Linked DNA regions of Mus musculus: region 2 is linked to region 1. Evidence: chromatin loops called from intact Hi-C (ENCODE). Cell type or tissue: gastrocnemius. All regions are shown on one strand. Links, peaks and the distances in the headings refer to the core of each region. The heading gives the core; the rest is flanking DNA. Region 1 has its middle 4.4 kb from the start of Gimap8. Region 2 has its middle 7.5 kb from the start of Gm5111.

Evidence for each region. Hi-C counts contacts between places; a loop is a spot of excess contacts. Peaks named below come from ENCODE experiments on the same cell type or tissue, not always from the same donor. Only the 100,000 strongest peaks of a DNase experiment are listed, where the experiment ranks them.
Region 2: it touches region 1 in a loop (6-fold over the local background); 20 of 42 quality-filtered maps call a loop at or near these places.

Annotation. Positions count from the first base shown.
Region 1 is chr6:48,638,883-48,646,842 of GRCm38, forward strand. No RefSeq gene overlaps it. Among named protein-coding and RNA genes, the nearest start is that of Gimap8, 4.4 kb to the right of the region's middle. In gastrocnemius, for the core only: a CTCF peak has its summit at 4,092 (motif pointing left); a DNase peak (open chromatin) is centred at 4,112.
Region 2 is chr6:48,577,956-48,585,915 of GRCm38, forward strand. No RefSeq gene overlaps it. Among named protein-coding and RNA genes, the nearest start is that of Gm5111, 7.5 kb to the right of the region's middle. In gastrocnemius, for the core only: no CTCF peak of the experiment used is centred there; a DNase peak (open chromatin) is centred at 4,262; H3K27ac peaks cover 109 bases.

The DNA of each region.
Region 1 (7,960 bases), core at 2,480-6,479:
CAGACAGTGAAGTGTTGGTCTTCACTGATTTTCACTTGTCCTGACTTTATAAAGAAACATTCTGGCTGCTTCTTGTGGCTTCCATTGACTGGTGCTAATTCGGCAGAGCCTCATGGCTTCTTCTGGATGGAACTGCTGCTACTGATTCATATTTGGTGTTTGCCAATTGAACTTGACTGACACTACCGATTCATGTTTAAAGTTTTGGACTAGACTGCTGATATCCTGACAACAAAGGTTGGAATCACCCTAAGAACTACTTCTAAAGAGCTCAACAAACCCTGTTTCCTATTACTCTTTCCTTTCCCCTACCTTCTAGGTGGGCTAGAAGGGAGGTTGAAGTGTTAAAGAACCCTAGTTAAAGTATCTAAGCCTACGCTACATCAGTTTTTTGATCACAAAAGAACTGTAGTGTCTTTGGTGGGGACACATCACCCCTAATATGGTATCTTAATATTTGAGAAAATGACAGCTGTCAGATGGTCACTTCCACCTCTCCCTACTTCCTTGAAGTGGCCACAAAAGAATATTTGACCTCATTCCAGAGGAGTCCTCTCTATGCAAGGGGAATGCAAAGTCATAGAGATGCTGGGGAGAACTGGATTCAACTGGTCTTGTTTACTTTCATCACTGTTAGATAAGAATATCCCATTGTTCTGCAGTCACTTTCTCGGAGAACTGACTGAATGGACAGTCAGTCAATAGGCCTCCCTGCTTCTGTGAGTCTCTTATTTCTGAAGGCTTCCGTGGCACATAAAGCTTATATGAAATAGGCCTGTGTGCTTTTAGTTCCTTAGCTTGCCCTTTGTTGTAGGGTTTCCACCATGGGCCTGTGGTGGGTGAGGAGAAGAGCTTGTTGCCCTCACTCTGCTCCCCTGTTCCCTGTTGTCTACCTTGTGGGTGTTTCAGGCAGATGCTGATGTGACTGGTCACTGTCCTCATCAGGATGTCTCTCGAGGAGACTTCATTTTTCCTACACCACCTGCATAGCTTCCTTGGGCTCAGAAGACCAGATCCTTTAGCTCTGTCAGGTGACAGAGTCCCAACGTGTCAATCCTGGGTAGTTTCAAATTGTCATCAAATTTCTCTCATGAATTACAAATAAAAGCTTCTATCTAGTAGATGGTTTAAAAAATAATTCAGGTCAAAGAAAAGAATTGCAATGTAGATTATAAGTATTTGCGAACATGAAACTCCGAGAACATTACATTCAAAAACGTGTGAGGCATAACTAAAATAGTAATTAGAGGAAAATGTAGCTGTAAACACATTCATTAGAAAAGAAGAAACATCGGGAATCTAATAGTGAAAGGGCAGGCTGTGGTGCGCATCTGTATTGCAGAACTCCAGAGACTGCGGGTGATATCAGGGGCAAGTTCCTGGCTAGCCTGGGTGAGCAGCTAGAACTTCCATCAATACAACAATAACAACAAACAAACAAACAAAAGTCCAATTTAAATTAGCAAAAGTAGGCAGAGGGTATAACTCTGAGGCAGATCACCAACATTTGCCCTGGGCTTGATCTCCAGCATTAAAAAAAAAAAATTAAGATGTTAAAATAGAAACAGAAAAGTTGCAATAAAAATAATGGGTTACAGAATACATCAAAACTACTTCTTCGAAAAGACAAAACAGACAACCTCTTATGGGGATGGAGAGGGAGGAGGGGAACATAGCACCCACACAGTGTTAGGAAGCAGAGTGGAGCATGACCGTGCATACAATGCTTTTATAAACACCACAGAATTCTATGGACAAATAATCAATTTTACAGTTATAAGAAACAGACAACTTTCTAGAATATATGCTGGGTCACAATTACTCACAATAGTTGAATTTTCAGTAGAAAAATAAGATCTTTATCCCCATAACCCCATTAAATGGCTTTCCCGTACAGTCATAGAGAATGTGGGAAACACTTTCAAAGTCAGGCAAGGAGACTCCCATAACAAGATAGTACTACGGAAGAAAACTAGGCCAGTCTCACTCAGGACTATAATTACAAACTCCCCAGCAGAACATTACCAAATTACAGCCAGAAATATATTTACAGGTGAGCCCTAACTGCGTGTCCTTTCAGTCACACAATGATGATTCAACCTCAGGATGTGGCTTAAAGAAGGCTGGCGAGATACTTCAGTCACAAAGTACTTGACTTGCAAACATGAGGAATTTAGTTTCATCCCTAGAGACCATATAAAAATACCAGGAGTGACACAGGTAGGCCCCAGGGCTTGCTGCTCAGCCAGCCTAGCCTAGTGGGTGAGCTTTGGGCCAATGAGAGCTTGTCTCAAAATACATAAATACATATATGCACCCATACATACATGTACATACATACATACATACATATATTCATATATTCATACATTCATACAAAACAAAAAACCCTAAGAACCGGTAGTTACCGCTTTTGAGGAACAACACCTGAGGTTGTCCGCTGGCTTCCTTAAGAGAATGAGAAATAAACCAGACAGAACTGGAACAGGTGCTTCCAGGTCATTTCTGCTGCCCTCCAGGTGCTTCCAGGTCATTTCTGCTGCCCTCCAGGTGCTTCCAGGTCATTTCTGCTGCCCTCCAGGTGCTTCCAGGTCATTTCTGCTGCCCTCCCGTACTCCCCAGTTCTTCAGTACACAAATGTCCCTTCACTCATGATGTGGCTCTCTCCTGATAAATCCATCATCGTCCGATGAAGCCTGCAGGTCCAGCATGTTTAACACCTACACTATGGTCCCCTGAGGAGCAGCAGGGCTGGCTGTGGCCGTGGCTTGATGCTGCTGCCCAGTATGAGAGAGAATTTGTCATGTGTACCTTACTCCAGAAAAGCTCAAAACTCGGACTTCGAAGTTGCTACTGGATTCATATTAACCACTTCACCACAGTGACATTGAAAACTTAAACCTAGAGCCACCAAAGTCAAGGCTATTTGCATATTTCCTCTGGCATTCGTTATGATTTAAAACCCATACTGCATCACAGAAAGTTCCTATTCTCTGTTTTCCCTCTGTGAGGTTTTTCTGAAATATGTTCCCTCATCCCAGAGTTCTTTCTTGTCACTCATGGTTCCGGTACAGCTGTCAACATCTCAGAAGGCTTTGACTCAAGACACTATCAAAATCACTACACATCTATTCTCTTTGTGCTTGCTGCCTGCTTTTATTTCCCCGTTAGCATTCTCCACTAATGTCCTTCAAGTTGGGTAGCTTCCTGTTATTACAACAAAATACTGGAAAAATTAACTTTGGATGAGAAGAAAGTGTTTTGGTCACAGTTTTGGAGAGAGGTCTGGTTCATGGTCCTTTGGCTGTTTTGCTTTGGGCCTGTGATAAAGAGAATCTTGATGGGAGAAAACAAATGCGACAAAAGACAAAACAAAAATGACAGAAGACAAAACAAAACAAAACAAAACAAAACAAAACAAAACCCCAACGGCTCAGCTCATGGACTGTTGTAGCACTTGCCCTTGCCGGTTTGTTTGCTGTGCCCACTCCCCTACCTCCCCATTGTCTCCCCTTCAACTCTGAGCTTCCAAAGTGTGGAGCCAGACGTACACTGCCCATCTCAAGTTCCAGCTCTCTTTAGTCAGTTAGTTGTCTGCTATCTGACTCTGCTTTTTTGGCCATCATTCAGCTGACTGAGGAGTTTGATAATATGAGAAAAACATATTAACAATCGATTAAATTAATCATACTGTAAACATTTAATTAATGTTATTATTGCTGGCCTCTTTTTTTTTTTTGAAAAATTGGAGTGAGAACAGTCTTTAGCTTTCATAATTTTATAGGGCCCCCCCCACCCCCAAATCTGTAGACTCTCAATATTGTGTTTTTTGGAAATAGACCTGTTTGGGAGCGATACCATTTGATGCATCCCCATGATGGAATTGATTTAACTCCTTTTTTTTTCCTTTCTCTTCAGTCTGTGAATTGACCCACTGCCTCACATTTTAAGCAAGTGCTCTACCACTGGGCTATATCCCCAGCCCCTTGTTTCCCATTTAAAGTGCAACTTGTCTGGGATTCTTCAATGAATGGGCTATGAAGGATGCAGAAATCTCACATGCATGGACGCTGGTATTCGAAGAACATAGCGCCCTCTAGTGCACATTTTTGATGGTTCTAGGAGAAAAAAAAAAAAAAAAGACTGCCTTCTCTAACAAGGCCATGCCTCCTAACCCATCCCAAACAGATCCAGGAACTGTTTGAATCAAGCATTCAGACAGGAGCCTGTGGCAGCCATTCTTATTCAAGCCACCACACATCCACTCTGCAATTGTAAGCCAAATAAACACTTCCTTTTCTGAGTTGCTTTGGTATGGTATTTTTTTATCACACCAACAGAAAATTAAATAATACAGTCTTTAAATCTCGTTTTCTTCTGGCCAGTTTGATTACATAGCCATGATCTCATACAGAGTAGCGAGCTATAAATCTAGAAGAGTTTAGTCCTCTGTATCTAATTCTTATTTTATTTAAGGATAATGGTTTGATCTGTCATTTTATTTTGGTATTTCACCAGATTCCAGTTTGGGGACATAAATGGACAAGCACATTATAGAAGAAACTGGAAAACAAAACAGCCTCTCTTTGAATTCTCTTCCAACAGAATGCGTCGTTCCCCCATGTACAGTTATTACTTATGACAGGGGTAGAAAAAAGAGAGAGCAGTTCTGTGAGAAGTCAGGGTTCCACTGATTAAAATGTTAGGTGTCATTTTTTTTTTTTTTTGGAGAGTGAAATGGGACTCTGGTAGGAGTCATTTTCTGTTACTGTCTGCCATGGGACACTTCTGGGGAGACAAATATCTACTTTCACATAGGAAGCTGACTAACTGACCACAGCAAGGATGCCACCAGAGTCCAGTTGGGTGAACCAGTGAGTTTTATTGGGATTGCTTATAGGCATATGGATAAGGGGTTACTTACAGGATCAAAAGTGACTCAAAGACAACTGCATCCCCAAAGCCCACCCGCTGGAGAAAACTGGAACCCGGAGCTTACTGCCCAGCCTGCAGCCTCTTCCAGGTGGCTTGGTTAATCTGAACCTCTCTGCTAGGCAGCCCAGCTTGTCTGAAAATTGTCATGCATTCTTGAATATTTATAGGCCACTAGCATCAAAGTCTTTTTGAGAGTGGAGAAACTTTATCATGAAATCATACCACTTAACATATATTTTACTATGGCATACAGAACATATATATTGATAACAAGCACATAAAATTAGGGCTGATAAGATGGCTCAGTGGGTTAAGGCATTTTTGTTGTCAACCTGAGTTCAATTCCCAGAGCCCACGTGGCAAGAGAGAACCAAATCCTTCAGGTTGTCTTCTGAACTCAGTATTCATGTGTGCTTCCCACATGCTAAGTAAAATAGATACTTAAAACCCAAGTCAGTCATGGATACAGGCTAGCCCCTGCAACCCCCCCACACACAAACGACATATAAGCAATTACATGGGGTGAACACTATTGAACAATGTAAGAAGAAACCCAAAGAACATACAGGTTGACTACATTTAATAAGCATATATGCTTAGCAGAATCAAGATAGAAAATTTGTACCTTGACAACACAGAGCTTAACCCAGGTATTCAGAACAGCTGGGCGAAGGCAAAGGGTTGGTTGTTGACAGGTTAATGAAGTGAACTGGTTAGTGTTAACTAGAGGTGGGGCTCACTTATGCTGGGGGAGAGGCTTGGCAGTTTTTTAAGATCAGTGTCTGGAGACTAAACATAGGCCAATTCTAGAGATCAGTTATAGGGAATAAAAGGACACACATTGCATTATGGGTTCAACCAGAGGCCAACATTTACCCTGAATGCTGGCACTTGGAGGGAAAGAAGAGCCAACTGTACCCCATTAACTCAAGTTGCACCTTTTTTCTGGGTTCCCCCAAGGAAAGGAAGCTTCCCTGACCGCGGGGATGCAATGGTCCCAGTCTTCACTTAAAGCTATCTAGTTGGTTATACTGAACTGACCCAGAAAAGATGCTCACAAACCAAAACTCGCCATAAATCAGGAGAGAGAGAGAGAGAGAGAGAGAGAGAGAGAGAGAGAGAAGAAGAAGAAGAAGAAGAAGAAGAAGAAGAAGAAGAAGAAGGAGGAGGAGGAGGAGGAGGAGGAGGAGGAGGAGGAGGTGGAGGAGGACTTGCCACCACTCTGGAAAAGTAAAACTTTACTTCCTCTGGTAGGTCCGGTGCATAAGAAAGCCTGGCAGAATGGAAAGTGTCAGGGTGAACATCATAGCCACATGCTCTGCTCCTGCCATTCTCAAAAGCAGCACTGAGCACCAGGACAGGAACAGGAGCGGGCAGAAAAGGAGATCTTCAGAGCACTCCAGAAAACTTTCCCTGAATGTCTTCACACCACACACCAAAAGCGAGAAACCTCCCAGGGGGAAACGTAGCTCCTGACCCTTCCAGATTACAGTGCGCTATCATCCTCCTCACTCACAGGTTCCATCAAATGTAGCCTCCGCTACTGTCTGTCAACTGCAGAAGGGAAGTGGGGGTTTCCACAGCACATATTCTCCCTTGCTCCCACGGCTCGCCAACATACCACGGTGCTCACACCCCATAGGTAGTTTCACTGTGGCAGGCTCCGCGGCTTCCCTGACTTGAGACTGTGGGATCCTTGCAAATGTTCCCTCTTCTTTTTTGTTTGTGTTTGGAGACATAGTTTCACTATGTAGCTCCGGCTGGCCTGGACCTCACAGAGCTTCACCTGCCTCTGCCTCCCAAGTGCTGGTCTTAAAGTGCGTGACGCACAGATTAGCCTCTGTGTCTAACACAATTCATGGCCGTCGTAGACTCCTCCTTGCATGACCGCATCTTTCTCCTTATGCAATTTCTGTTAGTTTATAGTCCCACTTTGTCCTGTCCCTACTGAGAGCTAGGAGAGTCAGCAGGGACCTTTCAGGTTCTCATTTGCTCCATGTGTCGTTACACACGGCCACTAGAGGGCAGGAGACCCCATCCTTCCTTAGAGCCAAACCAGAAAGGCCGCAGAGCAAAATCATTCAGCAAACCAATCGTCGACCTGCTAAGTCACGAAGAAGTTGTGAGAAGCTTTAATTTCACTTTAAGCACTCTTCCAAAGCTTATTATTTCATTTAGGACGCCTGCCCTTCCCCCCGACCCGCCCCCAAGTCCATGGCTTCTCAGTTTTGGAGCAGCAAGAGCTTGCTAGCCCTTAGCTCAGCCTCACAGGCACCTGTATATCCTAGTCTATAGTTTTCACCTCAACATTTTAATTAGATGGTATTCTATGCACTGACCTGGTGCCCAGGGGAGGTGGGGACTGTTCTATGAGTGGACCTTCTTTATTAAGGTGAGGTGAGTGAATGGGAGGGGGAGGGGGATAGGGCAGTTTTCTTTGCCAGTGTATGAGTCTGTATGTGCCCTGTTCCCCAAATCCTTCAGGATCCTTATAGCATAAGCACACGTCACTTTAGACTTCTAACAAGGAAACCATGCTGTTCTCAGTGTGCCCCTTGCTTAGGAAGTACAGATCAGATTAGGTCGCTGGGACACAGTGAGTTCTGTGAGTCATATGAAAACTCAGGTTCAAACATTTCTGTGTTTTGCTAGCTGGGGGAAAGCTTTTTCTCATCTATGAGGGAGCACTTTATTCTGGGAGAAAGCAAATGGTTCCTTTGTAGTTTTATCTACATTGTGTGATCAGTCCAGGCTGAGGGAGACGGTGGTGGGGATGAGCCAAGAGGAAAGTCTGCTGGGTTTTACTCCCAAACTGACTTCATCAAAAACTTCCGATTTTGGTCTTTGCAAAGAATAGACCTGATCTAGTTTGCTTTTCTGTTGCTGCGATAAACATCAAGACCAAAAGCAACTTGAGGAGGAAAAGGTTGATTTCAGTCTACAAGTGATAATCTGCAGGAGAGAGGCCAGGGCAGGAGCTCCAGGCAGGAACCTGGAGACAGGAGCTAAAGCCGAGACCATGAAG
Region 2 (7,960 bases), core at 2,257-6,256, 61 kb before region 1:
TCTTGACTTGGTGGGAGTGTCTCCTCATGTTTTCTTTTCTCTGGAATGCTGGCTGGCTGTTGCAGTTTTACCATTGTGTGTGGGGTGCCTGCCCCTTTCCATGACTGACAAATCACACTGGAATCATTCACGCAGGTTGCTTTTGTTATAGCACCCACCATAGCCTGCAGAGTGGCTGTAACTTCTAACGCAGTGGCTCTCAACCTTCCCAAAGCTGCAACCCTTTAATACAGTCCTGCATGCTGTGGTAACCCCCTCATCATAAAACTATTTTGTTGCTACTTTATAACTGTAATTTTGCTACTGTTATGAATTGTAAATATTTGACATGTGGGATATCTGACATGTGACCCCCCAAAGAGGTTGTAACCCACAGGCTGGGAACCACAGTGAAAGGGACACAAGGATAGCAGAGCACAAAGGGACAGACAGACTCTAGGATAGCAGGACACAGACATTTAGCCATCCCATGTGGATCTTAGCTTGCTCAAAAGCTTCTTCAGCCTTTCTGTTCCAACCCCACATGACATTCTTTTTTATCAAGTGCTCCTCCTCCTCCTCCTCCTCCTCCTCCTCTTCCTCCTCCTTCTTCTTCTCAAATGGGACTATGTTTATTAGCACACACAGCAAAGGGATAGTCTCTCTCTCTCTCTGTGTCTGTGTGTCTGTCTGTCTCTCACTCTCCTTTCTCTCCTTCCCCTCCCTTTTTCCCTCTCCCTCTGAAGAAAATGAGGTGATCTGCTTAGGGAAAAAGCTGGTTGCAAGTCTTTATAGGGCAGGGTGAAGAGCTTGAGAACAGAAAGATTGTTGTAGCCACAGGACTACGTGTAATTCTGCAGTCTGACTTTCCTGATGATTCAAGCAAGATAGATGATCATGGGGGATAGGTTATCTCTGCAAACATTCTTGTCTGGGATGACTGAACAAAATTGTCTTTAATGTTGTAGGAATCTTGTCACCAAGGCACTCTGTCATTCTAAACTCAATGGTACAAAAAACGGAGGTAAGGTCATTGGTCCTTTCTTAGCTGCTTTCTGCGGAGGGAGGCCATCTTCACGAGGGGATAGTTCAGGGTCAGTTGAAGAGAGGTCCTCTGGTCACTTAGCAGGGGCAGAGTTTTAACTTGATTGTCTTTGACGGATTATGCAATTCCTGTTATGTATTTCTGGAGAAACATTTGAAATATAATTCTAGAGATCTGTAAATGGACAATTTGGTTATAGAGTAAAACTGAAACCTTTCTGGTTTCCCAGAACGGTGAATGGAAAGGGAGAAATGGAGGCAGGACAGACAGAGTGAGCCGTGACAGGAAGTGGGTACAAGGTTATTCAGGACAACAGTGAGTGACAAGTCCCACTGCCAAGAATGCTGTACCATGGTGAGTCAGAAGCAGCAGCAGGGAGTTTCAGAGCACTGAAGGACCAGAACAGGAGAAAACCACGGGCTGACAGGGATGAAAGTTCCTTAGAGCCAGAGTTTCTCCACATCGTCTAGAAGGTCTTTTTGCAGATGTATCAGGAGGAAGTGGAGCTGGTGTAGGGTGAGGGGAGGTTCAGCAAGTAGAGCATTGAAAACTCAGGGTAAAACCACAAGCATTGGAGGAATAAGGAGGTGGAAACGAGTGACCCAGGGGAGGAGCTAGAAGGGAGGGAATCAGAGCCCGTACATAGGAGGAGGCTGTGGCTGGATGGGGGAACATCTTTTTGTAAACAAAATCAAGAAGAGGAAGTAGTATTCAGAAAATTACATTTAGCTATGTTATTTTTATAAGTTTCTCATGAGTAAAAAATGTAAATATCAGGAGACTTAACAGTAACAAATAAATCTACTATTTGTTGTAAGAAAATTTTCTAAGGGGAGGCATTAGGCTACATTTGGAGACTTTACTCAGAGTAAATCACAGCCTTTTCATTGCTGCATAGATGAATACCACCCCTTTAGTTTTTAGCCTGCACACCCAGAAAACCTTGACATCTCATACACTTAGGGTCTAATACTTAGAGCTGGGAGAAGTGACCGGCTACTCTGGCGAAGGTTTGATGACATCGCCCATCTTAAAGCCCAGCTGTGGTTATTTGAAGCAGGAGCAGCTGAAATTTTTATCGAGAGGTTTTAGACAGAGGATCTTTTTTGTTTGTTTGTTTGTTTGTTTTTAAATCTACAACCAGTTTGTTCACATTCCATCTGCAGATGGAAGCAGACAACTTGAAAAAAATCTAAAAAATATTTTTTATATCAATAATATACATATCTGTAACCTAAAGGTCACCAAATAGAAAGTTATAAAAACACAAGCAAGCATATCCAGGCTTGGTGAGGCAGAGACAAAGGCAGACAATAGATATAAGGCAGAGGCATCTCAAGAGCAGAAAGTTGTCTCAGTTGAGAGAAACACACCTGGAGACGCCATAGAAACAGCAGGCATTCTGGCGCTGGATGTGGTTGCAAGTGGGAGCTAAGCACTGGGATGAAAGGGTTAATAAGATGAGCTGGAAGTTATAGTGTGTGTGTGTGTGTGTGTGTGTGTGTGTGTGTGTGTGTGTGTGTGACCAAGAGCCAAATAAGTGTGGCTGGTCTGAAGTGTCCCAAATGGAGCTCTTTTAGATTAGCCTACAGATAGGCTAAGGATTGTGTTTTTTGGTGCAGACAGTTAAGAGACCATGGTGGGTACAGAACCAGGTTAAAAAATGGGCCAAATTCAGCTACCTGTAGACGTCCTTCTGGTTTTAAATTGACTCCAGAGGCCTGGAAAGTAGGAGAGACATCCCTACTTTTCTGTTTTCAAGAGTTGAGAGAATGAGGATCCAGTGGAGTATTCCTAAAACTCTCAACCAAGCAGTTCTCATGGCCTGTGCAAAGTTCCTGGAACCTTCGACCCAGCGAGTCTCAAGACAGGCAGACTGGGACTGCTGGAGCCCCCGAGACCCAACCAGAACCCCTCTGAGTTAGCGTCTGTGAATTTCCTGGTCCTGACATTTTGGCCATGTTGGATTCATGGTCTGATTGAATGGAGAATTGACCTTCCACCTGGAAGTCAGACTGCGTCAGAGCAAGACAGAGACAAGTGAAAGAAGTATGGAGAAGAGAGTAAAAGAAAAGGCTGCTTGAGAGAGAAGGGGGTGCTGCTCACCCACGTGGGGGACCGCAGCAGATGGGAGCAAGGGAGGTGCATGTAGAGGGCTTGGGCTGCCAGTGGACCTTGGATGCCCTTCATAAGTGTTAGATTTCTGAGGCAGCACAAAGAAGGCAGAAAATAGATAGAGTCTGACCTCTGACCGACAAGACTGTCATTGTTAGCACACACAGCAAGGGGTAGCTTCTCTCCTGCAGCAAACTGAGGGGTCTACCAAGGAAAAAAGCTGACTAACTCCTTTTAAGGAGGGATGAAGAGCTTGAGAATTGGGAAACCGTTGCAGCCACGGGGACTACGTGCAGTTCTGCAGTCTGTCTTCTACCTCAAGCAAGACAGATAATCCTAGGAGACAGATTATCTCTGCTAACATTCCTTTCTGGACTGACTGAGCAAGATTGTCCCTAACCTTGTAGGGATCCTGTTTTATTACAAGGCACCCTGTCACCAAGGCACTCTCCCACTGGGTAAGATGTAAAACCAGTCATGGGCCACCATCTCATGACAAATAGTGGGACTGTGACAGTCAGCTTGGGGGAAGTACCCAAAGATCTGTTGCCCTTTCCAAGTGAATTCAAACATCCAAAAATGGTTTCATTCACACTCCAAGGGTGTGAGGCAGGGTACCCTGCAGTAGGATAGCACCCCAGAATGTTGTCTGGAAGTGGGGAAATGTACCCTTTACATATCTCTCCCATAGTGCTGGCCTGCTCCTGCTTGTATATATATGGCTTTTCCCATGCTCGGTCTCACACAGGTCCTGAGGATTTTCAGCCTTTCTCTCTGCTAACAGGCTCATTCCATATGCTTCCTCATAGCTCTCGTGCACTTCTTTTCCTTCCCCACTGTCCTGCCTCAATAGGAAATGAAATTTTGATGTAAGTGGATGCATTTTTATAATTTAATATATACAGAAACTTTGCAATTACTCTTTTAAGAAAGTGTAACAACTAACAAAAGAAACTTGCATCAGTATAAAGTAGACATTTTGTGCTTGCTTCATGAGTGAGAAATTTTTTAAAAATCAAAGTGGTCAGATACCATATTTTGCACTCAAAGATCTACCACTAGATGGAGCTGCTGAGCAGGAACTATGTCCTTTATTCTTCAGTTAGGATGTTCTAAAGGGTTTCAAGTGACAGGGCTGTAGAATTTTCTTCCTCACTGACCACAGCCTTCATCACCATAGGCCATGACCCTAAGAGTGTCCCCTCCCTCCACTCTGACACAGGCACTGGTCAGTTTGTGGTATTGGTTTTCTGTCCCACACTCGTTTGTTAGAACCTCCATCCAGCACGGCCCAGACAAAGGTGGGAGAGCTCGGCTGAGAGAGGCACTTTGGTAGTTTATTTTTATCAGTGTGTATGTGTGTATGCAGGGGGTGGCTACAAACATGCCTTGCGCACTCGTGTGTGGAGGGCAGAGGAAAACCTTGAGTGTTATTCCACAGAAACTATTCACCATGCTTCTGAGACAGGAAATCTCACTGGCATAGAGCACACCAAGAAGAGCAGCTAGGATGCACTTTTTCAAGTAAAGTCTTTTAAAGATATTTTTGGTTATTAGATATGCTACATATTATGATACAATGTACTATTCATCTACTGTATATGTGATGTTAATTAAAATAGATTTTAGAATAGTATCAGGAGGAGGTGATGATGATGGTGGAATGTTATTATACAGTTGTTAAACTCATCACATTTCTGCTGTTTCAAATAATCTATAATTTGAAAAGCTTTCTTAACTGGTGCTGAGCTGAGTTGTGTCTTCTGGTGTCCTACGAAGGTCAAGGCAGACTGTTTATCTGGTGATGATGAAGTTTCTAAACTAACAAAAGATGGACCCAGGTTTGAAACAAACCAGAGGGTAAAGACTGGGGTCAAGGCAACTGTACTGGTTTCCTTTCTGTTGCTGTGATACGATACCATGACACAGAAAGAAGAGCTTCCTTGGGTAGGTTCCCAAGGAGAGCTTACAGTGGTGGAGAGTCATGACCGCAGGCACCCTACCAGGGAGCTGAGAACTCACATCTTCAACCAGAAATGAAAAGCAGAGAGAGTGACCTGGAAGTCTACAAGCTCTCACATATCATCTCTAGTGACCCGGAAGGTTACAAACTCTCACGTCTTATCTCTAGAGGCATATTACCTTCAGCAAGGTTGCTCCTCTCCCATAACCTCCTTAAACAGTGCTGCAAACCAGGGGCCAAGGGGCCAAATGCTACAGCCCATGGAGGAGTTTCATTCAAACCACTACAGTGACAATTCTTTCAGGTCACCTAAATGGTTCTACTGAGAGGGTGTTTGGGCAGGCAGGAGCTGCAGCCCAAGGTTTTAGTTATTTAGTAAACAAGTACAGGTGACACCTGCAAACAGCAGCACTTGCCACCACAGGGAACAAAGCACTGCATGATGCATGTGTTCTGCTGCATCCCGTGCATCCCAAAGCCTTTGCATCTCTGAGCCAGACCTGGCTTTCAGTAGATATTAAAGCAAGGGCAGACAAATACACACTGGCTTCTGAATCAATTTTAAAAAAAGATTTGTTTATTGATTTTATGTATACGAGTTAACTGTCAGTGCCTTCAGACACACCAGAAGAGGTCATCAGATCCCATTACAGATGGTTGTGAGCCACCGTGTGGTTGCTGGGAATTGAACTCAGGACCTCTGGGAGAATAGTTATTGCTCTTAACTGCTGAGCCATCTCTCCAGCCCCTAAATCCATTTTTTTAAAAAAAAAATTAAATTGAATAAGGTATTACTGGATCCCAGCTAAGCATTAATAGAGGAATGCTCATGCAAAAATAGAGTCTGATCTTGAAAGGATAGCAAAGTCTTTTTAAACCAAGCAAAGCGCTTTCTCTCTAGAGAAGCACCCGATGATGTAATGTTTCCCTGGCAACACCTTGGACTATGTCACAAAGAGGCGTGGAAGTAAATTGCAGAGTGCCTTCTACCAAGTGTGTTCTCAGGTCATGATGTCAGACTGTCTTTAGAGGTAGGACTCTCCAAAGCATCTTGCACCCATTTATTTTGACTGGAGTAACGAATGCTCCGGGTGAGACAGTGAGTGCAGTCCTGATACAGAGTCCGTCGGGGAGACTGTGTCTTGTCCATTATCTCCCTCATACACTGACACTTCCTCTGCAAATAGTGGCACTTGTTCTCTTGCTCTTAGGCTTTCGTGTTCTGCTTAACAAAAGCAGGCAAAAGGAAGAAACTGGGACAAGTGTGTGTGGTTTCATTAGGTTGGTGGAACCATGGGATAGAGCTAATATCGACATCTTCCTTTGCCCACAAGCACCTGGTGGGTGCTTGAGCCAGATAACTTTCAAGATGCTGCTGTACATTGGTGCAAACAACAAACCAAATATCTGTCTTCTTATAGCTTGTTTTGTGGTAGGGAGCAAGGTATGAGCCTTGTAAATGTCTCACTACATCAACAGATGCTTTGAAGAACATTAAAACTGAGCCCTGGGCTAAAAGGCATGGGAATGGTGTGATGGGCTGAATTAAGACCCCAAAGGTGACCTTTTCTAAATCTGGGAATCCTACGTTACATGACACACACACAAAAAAAATCACTTTGCAAATGCAAACTATGAGTTGTGACATGAGGAGGTTGGAAAGATGACTCAGGCTTAAGAGCATTTGCAGCTCTTGTGGAGAACCTGAGTTCAGTTGCCAGCATCCACATCGAGCAACTCACACCTACCCTCTTCTGGTCTCCTCAGGCATCTGCATGCATGTGTGTGCACATGCACACACTCACAAACATACACACACCCACTCACAAACACACACATGCACACAGCCACAAACACATGAATAAAAAACAAAGCCAATATTAAAATATTTTAATAATAGATTAGATTGGGGAAAATATAACTTGGAAAACTTCTAGGTAAAGGTAGAAGAGAAAGAAAATAGCTTCATTTGAAACTAAAGTGAGAGCTTCTGAGAGCACAGACATGAAAATCCACCTTTTTGTTTGTTTGTTTTTAAATTTACATTTCAAATGTTTTCCCCTTTCCAGGTCTCCCCTTCAGAACTCCCCTATCCCATCCCCACCTCCCACGGCTCCTATGAGGGTGCTCCCTCACCCATCTACTCCCATCTTCCCCCCCTGGCATTCCCCTACAGCGGGGCATTGAACACCCTCAAGCCTGAGGGCCTCTCCTCCCACTGATGTCCAACAAGGCCATCTTCTGCCACATATGTGGTCAGAGCCATGGGTCACTCCATGTGTATGCTTTGGAAAACCTACCCTTTTACATACCCTGCTACAGTGTCACTGCTCCTGTGATGGTTCATCTACATATCACCTTGTCTGGGCTTGGAATTGCCTAGAAGGCACACCTCTGGGAATGCCTTTAAGAGTCTCCAGAGGGGCTGGTGAGATGGCTCAGTGGGTAAGAGTACCCGACTGCTCTTCCAAAGGAAGAGTTCAAATCCCAGCAACTACATGGTGGCTCACAACCATCCGTAACGAAATCTGACGCCCTCTTCTGGTGTGTCTGAAGACAGCTACAGTGTACTTACATATAATAAATAAATAAATCTTAAAAAAAAAAAAGAGTCTCCAGAGATGTTTTGCTGAGGAAAACCTCCCCTGAGTGTGAGTGGCATCACAGGCAGGGGTCTTAGGTTGAAGAGAAGGAGAAAGCAAGTGAAAAAGTATAAAGTAAAAACAAAATTCTAGGCCTTTAGGCCCAGGCTTGAGAATGTGACCTCTGTGACTTAATGCTCCAAGGTATGCTAATCATAAAACAGATAGCGACATTCCTCCACCCACCTGCTTCCTGGGTTCAGGGAGTGTTCATTC